Regions from separate parts of the Homo sapiens genome. Here region 1 is linked to region 2. Evidence: chromatin contacts called from ENCODE Hi-C data. All regions are on one chromosome and are shown on one strand. The core of a region is the stretch at or near the end of the contact, and the rest is flanking DNA. Distances in the headings are between cores, read along the strand shown.

The links. Hi-C counts contacts between places; a loop is a spot of excess contacts on that map. Pooled maps may share reads with other maps.
Region 1: a loop to region 2 is called in a map of aorta, with 2.1 times the contacts of the local background. The contact joins the enhancer-like site here to the promoter of LINC02502 in region 2. A Hi-C loop is called at or near these places in 1 of 168 maps with a recorded cell type or tissue (aorta) and 3 of 50 pooled maps.

Annotation. Positions count from the first base shown.
Region 1 is chr4:120,048,318-120,053,553 of GRCh38, forward strand. No RefSeq gene overlaps it. Among named protein-coding and RNA genes, the nearest start is that of MAD2L1, 16 kb to the right of the region's middle. RefSeq lists an enhancer at 1,382-1,761. Within about 2 kb of position 1,719, at least 13 of the 41 ENCODE cell types and tissues checked have a DNase peak (open chromatin) inside an H3K27ac peak, as active enhancers do.
Region 2 is chr4:119,935,186-119,941,171 of GRCh38, forward strand. LINC02502 (long intergenic non-protein coding RNA 2502) reads left to right here and starts at 4,355. Exons shown (of 2, transcript NR_121639.1): 1 at 4,355-4,490.

The DNA of each region.
Region 1 (5,236 bases), core at 469-2,968, 110 kb after region 2:
GAAAAAAGCCAATAAAAATTATTCTTGTTATTTATTTTAATTTGATAGATGAGCTCTTAATAGAATAACAGTGACAGAGTCTGTGTCTCAGTCAGCTCAAGCCACCATAACCAAATCCCATAGACTGGGTTACTTAAACAACAAAAGTTTATTTCTCACAGAAAAAAATTATTTCTCACAGGAGGTTTAAAGTCCAAGATCAAGGTGCTGGCATTTTCAGTTTCTGGTAGGGGCTCTCTTTCTGGCTTGTAGACAGCCACTTTTTAACTATATTTTTACATGGCAGGGAGAGAGAGAGGTGAGGGCGTCAATATATGAATTTAGGGGGACACAATTCAGTCCATAGCAGTCTCTCATTTATTTCTTTAAACTGAATTTTCACCCTAAAAATCACATAGAAGAGATAGTACAAGGTGATGCTATGCCAGTAATACCAACATTTAAGCACATCACAAAGACAAAACTACACTATTTCCTCTTTCTCTCTTTCTCTCTCTTTCTCCCTCTCTCTCTTTCTCCCTCTTTCTTTTCTATTTTCTTAATTCTATTTTTTCTCTTAAAATTTTTAATCGATGATAAAATGTCTGTATAGAAAAGGAGGTTGTATACTGTTAAGAGCATGAGCTCTGGAATCAAACTACTACCTGGTTTTGAACCCCTGATCATTACTCACTACCTATGTGACACTGGGAAAACCAGTTATACTATTAAAGCCTCCATGTCCTCATCTGCAAGACAGAGATGATGATAAGTTACCTCATAGGGTTGTTATGAATTTTAAATAATACCATAGAAAACTTTCTATGGTACCCAACATAGCAATCTCTCAGCTAATGTCAATTATGCTTATGGGAAGACTTTACATTTCAAAATAGCAAGCAATATTACAGATATTCTTCCATGACCAAAGGGAAGGCAGAGAGAAAAGGTAGTAAAGTCAATCGAGCAACTACAGGTGGCCAAGCTCTTTGCCAGGTAGTTCATGTACATCATTTGCATTTCCTCGAAGTAGCCTTATGAGATAAGAATTTTCATTTTTACAGATGGAGAAACTGAGGCTCCATCAGTTAAGTAACCAAGAGCCACATACCGAACAATTCAGAGAGTCCAGTGTGTCTGATTCCAAAGTCACATGGTGTTTCCACAACGAAACATTGTTTCCTCCCAGATGTGTGTTGGCTCGGGGGGCAGGACTATATTTTAAAGCACATCGCATTTAGGCAGGCTCCTAAATTATTTAGCTGGCATGTACATGCGAATATCGTCATCATCCTTCAGCGTTTGTATTCGGTGCTCATACTCCACTCAATCTCTCCTCCCCAAAATGGCTGGTTCTGGAACCCCTAAGCACTTGGCAGCATGTTACCAACTCTCAGACAGGAAGTTTTCATTCTCTTCCACAGTTGATAGTCGATGCCTGAGACTTTAAGGAGCCACACCGCGGGCTTGAGAGACGCTGGGAGTCGCAGTCAGGACTGCGAAAGAACTCAAGTGATGATTCACCTCCTGAGGTCTACTTGCTCACATCTCTATGGCAGATACCGGGCTGCGAATTGTGGCTCCCTTTTGACTAAACCTTTTCACTCCCTGCTTAGCCTGGTCTCTATCCTGGGTCACTGCCACTGTGAGTAGTTTCGCTTCTAATTCTGGCCATCTGGACCTCTACTTCCCAGTTCCTGATTTTTGCCTCCACAAAGTGAAGGATGCCCAGGCCCTGAGAGCAAGCACGTACTCCACTGCCCTTTGCTGCCCTCTGCTGACCATAACTGGAAATGATGGTTACTCTTTCAGGCCCTGTCTCAAGGCAGGTACTACAGTGAGAAGAACGAAGCCTGGAACACAAAATTTTGAGGGTGAGCCCCCAAACTAACTAAATTAGATAAATAATATTTTAATGCAATAGTTTTAAAAGTCAAAATAACTGTAAAAAATACATGATGAACAAAATATGTAAATGTACCCTAAATCATACTCCTAGCTTCTGTGTACACAAGCCATGGCATCTGTCTTTTTATTAAAGGGAAAGTCCTAGTATCACAGTAGAAAACCATGCTACCAGTATTGATCACCTTTTTTCCATCATTCACATAGATTTTTAAAACTCACAAAATTTAGAAGAAATAAACAGCAAAAATGAGAACGTCCAAGTGGAGCAGATATACTAGGTGACTCCTGAAGAAAGTAGGTAATTAAGAGAACAGAAGAAAAATTGATCTTTCAACAAATATTAACATCTTCATAGTTAAGAAGCAAATGAATGGGTGGCTAGAATCAAGCACAGTAAAAAATGTTTATGTTTTATGTTTAATTTCTTGGATATTAAAGATATAGGCTAAATGAATAATTTCATAAGAAGGCTTGAAGATTGAGTTTATGGACTCCTTTTCTATCTTGTCACTTGGAACATTCATCGTTCAGTATTAATGAACTAGATTACATTTTCTCCCCTTAATAGGTAGACTCATGCTATTTGATCAATCAATAAGGGGTAATTCAATAATCAGGATAATGAAAATGCTATTTCAATTTGTAGAGTCAACAAATCAACGAAACTGGAAGACAATAATAACTATAAAAGAGAATCTAACTAGTATTAAAATTGATAATGGAAAAAACACAAAAGTCTGAATGTTAAGGTAGCAGAGAGATGTGGCCAGCAATGTCAGACACAAATTCTTGTACCTTCTATAGCAAGGAATCAACATACTAAAATTGATGTAACAAAATATAGAGCTTGAACATATTCTTTAAAATTATAAAGATAACCACCAGAAGAAAATAATATGACTAGAAAAACTCAGGAGTAGATGGATAAAGAAATACGAACTAAGTTTCTCATCTTTCAATAGATGTGACCTAAAGTTGAAAAACAACAACAAAAAAAATAGTAATATTAACATATGCTTAAAGGTATGGTGATAACCACTAACAGAACAAAACATGTTTGAAAATAAGGAGCTAGATTAGACGTGGGGAGTGGGGGAATGAAGACAGGTGGATAATTTACTCTTCACTTGGTACCATTCTGTACTGTTTGATTTTATTAACTTATGAGCATATTAATTTTACACTATAAAAGTTAAAAAAATGAAAACAAAACTTTCTGCAGCTGCAGCTCTTGGCACTATTTCTTTCCCCAGCTGCAGTCACTCTCCTCATACTCATGGTTAGGTCCAATTGAGACAGGAAGAAATTAAAGGGCAACAGAAAAAGTACCTGCCCTGAAGTTCAGGGTTTCTGGGGTCTTCTTTCAATTTACTGTGTTCTGTCTTTACAGGGGCCTAATTCTTTGGAATACTAACTTTTGACTATTTCAGTCCATCAGATCTAGAATCTCCTTAAAGCTTTGCTAAACTTTGACATCATTCTCTTATTTCTTGAGAAGAGTAAGCTTGACTCCCTGGCTCTTTCTGTGATCCTTGAGTTTTAACTTCTTTTTTTTTTTTTTTTAATTTTGACTATGGTTAACTATTGGTCAGCTGGGACCAACCTGACCTGCCCAGGTAGGAATGAAAAGCATATGGAATAGTGGTGACAATTACTATTATCTGAATAAATACAATATGATATATTATTAAGTTAAAATAGTGCTAAGGGAGTAGAGTGATGGTCACTACTCCATTCCTCATGTTTCCACAAAGGAGAGACTTCACGCTCCTAGAGAGAACGCACCTGAAGATATTTGGGAATAGAGGTTTAATCTAGACTAATCACAGTCTTGCACTGAAGTGCTAAAAGCATGAAATGCAAGACATGAAGAAATCAAAACATCTAAATTTTCTAAGAAGGAATAATGTCTCAAATGTCATTCACTGAGAAAGTAGGTAATATACATGGGGAGTTTGCCAGAAGCATTGCCACTACACCTACCACCACCACCACCACACACACACATACACACACACACACTAAACATGTGGAAGCATAATTGTTGATGGGCAGTTTCTGCTCAGTGTATATAGATTTACAGCCTGTGAACTCTTGACACTGGCACCGCTGGCTGGCCCTCCCTGGAACAGAAACCCAGCTGTTTTCAGGTCCTTCTGTCTACAACACAGGTACCATTAAGTTATCTGCCATGCTCTTTGGGTGGCGACAACCGTGTCAAAAAAGATTACACCATTCACTTAATTTGGGGACCATAATTTTGCTTGTAATAACTTACATAGTGGAGCCACAGTTTCTTTTGTGATTAGTTACCCCTTGGAGAGCTGAATTACTTAGAAATTTGAATTAATTTTGAAAAGACTGAAGAAGCTGTAACCATTCCTATGAAAGACGGCCCAGGTTATAGCTGAACTTATAGGAACCCAGAGATCAGTGTAAGACCCTCTGGCTGAGAATGAGCCAATTGTATAGAATTGGGAATGAAGGAATTTGACCTTAATTTCTATGGGCTTTTCATTTGCAAGGGAATTTAGTCTGGAGGGTTAAAAAATGAGAAGAGTTTCATATTGTTCAACTTTAGAATATTTTTATGTTGTTGATCTGGTCTTGGCATTCATGAATACATTCATGAATGTATACATGAATATAAAATGAATACATTCATTAATTCTGGACAACATGACTGAGCATAATCAGTAATAGGAAATAGAATGGGGAATACATTTTCTGCTTAGGGTGCTGCATGCAGTTCTGTCTGACTCATGTTGCTAGAGACTTTTGTTGGCAAAAAGCGAAATGCCCATTGGCAGCTCTGGAGGGAATTAGTGTGGAAAGAAGGAGGGTTTAGGAAAGTGAGAACATGACGGCCCTGTGAGCAAGCAACTTCCCTGCTGAGAGGAACAGCCCACCCTGGCTTACTTCCAAGTTGCTTAAGTCCAGTGGGTTATGACATTGTTTCCCAGCCTTCCTTCATATGTGGCCTTCGTGTCTGCATATCGCTCACACTAATACTGATATAATATTTTTCCTTAAATATTGTGTATACTTTTAAAATCTTTCGCTCAATTTTTTACTCATGATAAACAATGTTACATATTTTTCTGATTACAACATATATATTACTAAAACTTTTTAAAAAAATGCCTGTCATCATGCTACCTAAAATCAACTTACATAATGCCAGTGGAACACACACTGTAATATACCAAGAGATGAAAAAGCTGGCAAATAGCAGGAGGGATGCTTGTTACTCCACTCTTAGGGTTTCTGTTCCAATCCTGATGACAGAAAACAGCACTGGAGTAACGTTCTGGGGCCCTCTCTCCACTTTTTCTCTCAGCCCATCCCA
Region 2 (5,986 bases), core at 3,105-5,604:
AAGCACTTTGTTAAGTTTAGAAAGTTTTTGATGTTTCCAGTATTGTTTGGTGTTCTTCAGCAATTTTCCCCAAAATTTGAATATTAATTTAGATAAGATAGGAGTCAGTTTTTCAGAATCCTTAATTATCTAAATTTTTATGCTAATGTGTAACCAAATTGTAATTACTTCTTTGTAAGTCTCCATGTTGTTTTGTTTTATGCATGTTGGGCCACAGATTGTGTTTCCCTTTTTATTTTTATCCAGATTTTAAATGCTGGTTGTTATTCAAAAATAATGGTCCATAGTGGTTGGACACTTCTCTCAGGAATAATGGTCTATAGTGGCTTAGGTGATTCAATAGAAATGAACTTTCCAAAAATATAAATTGGTTTAAAACATTGGGGAAATGTGATTTTATTTTTCCTTTAGAAATCAGTGGAAACTTTTCTTTGGATAGAAGATGATCTATCTGTCACTTTGAATCAGAATTAACTAGCAGTAAATATTTATGGAGAACATTACAGTTTAAGAATGCTTTTGATAGGTTACTTCATTTTAAATTAATTATAACTCTATAAGTAGATATTATTCTTCCAGATTACATGTTCTATTTTATTACTATTGTGGACATTTTGCCAGGTTAGAGACACGGGTACTGTGAATTTCTTAGTGGTCTTTTGACATATATTGTGTATGCAAGACATACTATGTATTCTACTAGTAATTTTAAAATAATATCTCCAATAATACTTCAAACACAATCCCCCCTGTGGCTCTTGGTCCCCGATTCTGGGCCATTGGTTCTCCCTCTGGACTTTGGGCAGTGTTTTCTGTGTCATCCCCTAGCTTTTCATGAAAAGTAGCACATGTTTGCAGCTGAGTAGTTTTATCAGCCTGTTTTCTGCCAGTAGGATTTGAGAATCTGACAGTCCTCTGTTATTGTATACTCTTTCTGTCTTTTTCAACCAAACCTGGCAGTGTTTCTGCAGATATAAAATTCTCAAGAACTTTATGGGTTTCCCATGGTCGTCACTTGTGTTCACTCATTAGGTAGAATTTGGGTTCATCAAGTCTTCTGGCATCATCACTATAGTATTTTTGTCTGCTGCGTAGAGGGCTGCGAGAAAACGCCCTTAAGCTTTTTGAGTGCCTGTAGTTATATTGAGGGGATCTGTATCCCACAACCTTAATCTCTTCAAAGAGCCTTTACTGTACCTAAGTACTCTCATTGTTTGATCTTTATGAAGGTTTAGTAACAGATTGTATAATCACATATTCAACTTTTGTTTTTCTCTGCCACGTTTTCTGAAGCATCCTCTTAATTTTGCCATCATTGGCATCTGGATAGGGAAAGAATCTCACAAATCATCAAGTCTGGTTCTCTTTCATTTAACAAGTTCAGGTTCTCTTTTGTTTAACAATTCTCTCAACTTATCTTTCTCTTCTCACGTTTTCTTATAAGCAGGAAAAAAAAGCACTTCTTTCATCTATTTGCTTGAAAACCTCTTCACCTAAATATCCAAGTTCACCATCTAAAAAGTCCGTGCTCTACATGACTAGAGGGTGCAGTTTTATTTTGTTGGCCTGCTTACAGCAAGGATCTCCCTTCCTCCCGTTTTCAATGCATTTCTTCTGAGTTCTCATCAGCAATGCCTTCAAAATCCATATTTCTACCCAAAGTTTGTTTGTTCTGATTTAACTTTTCTCTAAGGCAAGCTAGGTTTTCTCTATAATGCTCCTCCATAACTTCCAACCCCTTTCTGGCAGAGTCTTTAATGTCTGTATTTTTACTAACAGTCTGTTCAAGACAATCTAGGTGGTGTTTTCTCTAATGCTCCTCAGAATTCTTCTAGCATCCACTTAATTCTGATTCCAGTGCCACTTCTGAGTTTTTAGGTGCTTATCACAGCAGCACACCATTTTCAGGTACCACAGTATAAAGTTTTTATGCATTTATAACAAATTACCATAATCTTAGTGGCTGAAACCAATGAGAATTTATTATGTTACACAATAAGGAGATTACGTAGGCTTGACTGGGTCCTCTGCTTAGGGTCCCATAAGGCTGATCAAGGTGTTGTCAGGGCTGCACTCCTTACTGGAGGGTTGGGAAAAGAATTTGCTAATGAGCTCATTCAAAGTTTGGGGTAAATTCAGTTACTTGAGGTTGTATACTGAAGTCCCCTTTCCTTGCAAGCTGTCACGTAGGGCTGGAGTTTGCTCCTAGGGGCTGGCTATATTCCTTTTCATGCTTTTCATGTGGCTTCTGCCAGCAGTGATAGATCGACCAGAATTTTTAGCATTGTATCACCCTTGAAATTTGGCATAAAATGCTATCATTTGTTTTTTGACCACTGACTTTTTGTTCTTTAGTATTTGATGTGTGCAGGAAAGCACTTTTTTTTTTGTGATAGACACCTACAATGAGAAAACCACATCATTGGAAGGTTCTTAATGAACCCTGCTAATCCATAGCTCAGGACAACTCAGAAGAGTTTGGAGGAAGCAGAAGCGGCATCTCTTTCTGTTCAGTGATTTGTTGCTTGTGTCTAATACCAAGTATGTATACACGACATGCTCTCCTGATTATCATAAAATGCATTTTTACTAACAAATTACATTTCACTAATCCTTACTATAAGAAAATATAAAATAATTTTTCTTCTGCTTCTGCAAATGCTTTGATTTTTCATTTACTCAGCAGGTATTCCTGGAGGTCCTGTTATGTGCAGTACCCTTGTAGAGAACATAATTGAGAATGTGACAGGCAGGGTCCCTCTTGCCTGGGGCTTAATGACAGATGATAAAATAAGATGGGATATTGCAGATTATAATTAGTGTTTCTGAAAGGAAGAGAGATAGGCTGCCATGTGGAGAAAAAGATGTTACAGGGTTAGAGAGGTGTCATCCAAGAGAGCCTCTCTGAGGTAACATTTAATGATAACATTTAAACCTGAGCTCTGGGATGAGAAGCAGCAGCATTTCTAGACCAGGGGCCTGAAACTTCTAGGCTGAGAAGACAACAGGCTTAAGGTGGGTATAGCTTGATCCTTTGGAGGGAGGGGCTCAGGGAAGGCTGATGTGACTGGAGAAAAATGCCTGGGGAAATTATGTGAGATATGAGGGTGGTCACACAGCTGTCCACAGGGCAAAGTGAGGGGTTGGAATATTATCCTGAAGGGCCTCTATAGGAGTATCCAAATCAGGTAAACATTTTTAGTATATTGCTCTGGCTGCTGGGAGATAATAGGTTGAAGGGCAGGCAAAAGTGGAAGAGGGGAGACTGGTTAGGGAGTCAATAGTCCTGATAATTATGATAAGGCTTCATCCTGGGAGTGGCAATAAGAATGAAAGACGCAGAAGAGAGATTTGGCATCTATGTTGGAGGTAGAACCAACGGGTGTACTTTCCTCTTCACACTGTACACAAACAATACCCAGCCTAGAAAAATGCTGATGACTTAGTAAATGTCTGAAGGCAGGGAGATGGGAAGAATTGAGGTGTATGGCCATCTGTTTACCTGCTCCATCTCTGTTTTCAATATTTATGAAATATCATGAAAGACAAAGAATATTTTGATGCACAAAATCTCATAAAGAAGCTTTTTAGTCACTGGAGAAAAATAAAGTGCTTCTTTGTTGACATCATCCTGGCTTGCAGTTTTGCCATGTCATAGATAAGACATGCAAGATTAAGTACTAATTTTTAAAAATCTTATATTTAATCTGAGTGATAATAATGATAGGTATGATTTCCCACAGGCAGATTATGTGTCAGGTCTTATGCTAAGGACTTTATGTACCCAATCTTGTCTAACCCTTACAGCTGCTCTTGTAAGATTGAGATGGGGCTATTTTCCATATTTTACGGGGGTCCTTGGTGTACAGAGGTCTAATGGCTTTGCCCTGGTCACCACATTAGTAGTTAGGGGAGTTCACATTTAAAATTTGATCTGTGTATCTCAAAGCACAGGCTTTTACCCAACACGTGGTGCTCTTGCCTCTATTCTTTATTTATTTTCTTTGGATTTTATAAAAGATTCCACAACCATTTGGTTTTCCATCACCACTGAAATCAACCTTTCCTTCGTGGTGCATAAAAAAACAACTGTCATCTGCTTGGAATCTAGTAAAACATGGAGCACATTGCATAATGAAAGAAGAAATAATTGAGAAGTCCAGCTATCAAAAAAAGTCAGAAACAAAGATGAAGATAATATGTTTTGGATGAGAGCAATTGCCTACAAATATAACTGTTGAGGTGGTGATGTCATAAAGAGAACAGAACAAAGATTGTCTAGGCCTTGGCATGAGATCCAAGTGAAGTGCCCTGAAAAAGCCACTGACAAAGATAAGTCTCTATTTTTAAAAGCATTACAACTAGTTACCATTCTCTGTATTTAACCCAGCGAACTACATATCGGAAACTAAAATTTATTGGAGAGATTCTCAGAACCATACTAGAAACATTACCGAGGTCTCATCTAGTTTTCTCTACTGCCTTCCAAGGTAGGTTTTCATCATTTCTAGGTTTTAGATATGAAAACAGAGGCTGAGAAAGGGTCAGTAAGTGGCCCTGGGAAATTGCAGGGAGGGACTGACTAGAGTCCAGGCCAGCTTTCAAGGCAAGACTGTGCTCTTTCTGCCACCCCTCATTGTACCCAACTGGGCTCAGCCTGAAAGATAAACAACAAGAGTGCTCATTGTGTCCTTCTTCGGACCTTGCAGACCACTCACATTCAATTTTTAAGGGGAACATATTTTCCTTTACTTATTTTGTCTTAATCTTTGTAGTTATGTTAGTATTTAGAAAGAGTAGCCCTTTATTTTCTTACCAGAAGCCATTTGTTGTCCTGGACACCAATAACCCTTTAATGGGTTTTATAGAATCTATAGTATTCTGCTAAAAACATTTCCTATAAAGACAATGTTCCCTTTCTGTCTGCTAAAAAAAAATGTATCTATGGAGGAGCTGAATTTTTATTTTGCTTGGCTCATTATCACAAAAGATGTGCAACATTTTTCATTTTTTGCATACTGCTTTTGAGATGGCTCTTTGCATCCAAGCAAGGCTTTTTATGATGTGAAAAAATTTGTATCTATATATTTAATAACATCTTTGTTTAAGAGACTCAGTTCCTAGATTATTTTTGTATACTTTTTACATTCATTGGGAATATTAGAAAGTGAAAGTGATAGAAGTTATTTTAATTTGGTTGTAAGTCCAAGGCCCTTGAGATAGAAAACAGATTTTTTTTTAAAGTTTTCTGTCAGTAATGAATGCTGATGCCTTGTACTAGTTTTTATCATAATTTTTAGGAAATTAGGTACAAGCCTTCCCACAGTAAACATCTGAGGACATTTATGTTTACCATTAGTGTGACAATTTTTTTTTCAGGGAAAAACAACTACTAAAAAGAAATAGCTCCCTGCAACAACAAATATTTCTTCCCTGTCACATCTCACTCTAAAAAGGAGCATTGTATTATACCTTGAATCAATTAATCTGTTCAAATTAATAATCTGAATTTGGTGCCTAGTTTTTCCACTATCCATAAAAAGGGAGTGGAATGATGTAGGTTGCACTGGGCCTCAGCTCACCTCCAGGCTCTGGTTGGAAGCTCTCTCGCTTTTTATGTTGATGCTACAGTAATCAACTCAAGTGGAAAAAATAGTTGACCAATTGCCACATTTGTATTTTGTCAAAATAAGTAAATTTTAGTTTGTGTATTATAACAAAAGGGATTTAAATGTTTGTTTCTTCACAAAGGCATTATGTTTGCTCCAGTTTCGCTGGATGTTAATAGTAAAAATTATTCTGTGATTATTGTCATTTATTTTATATGACATTAAAAACTTCTGTTCTCATTAAAGTCAGTTGAGGCCTTTGTGAGCACTCTTGGTATTCATTTGAATGTTAAATGAGAAGTTATTTTTTCAAATAAAATTATGGCTTTTTTTAAAGACAGAATCTGCTTTATAAATATTAATATATTATTACTAGC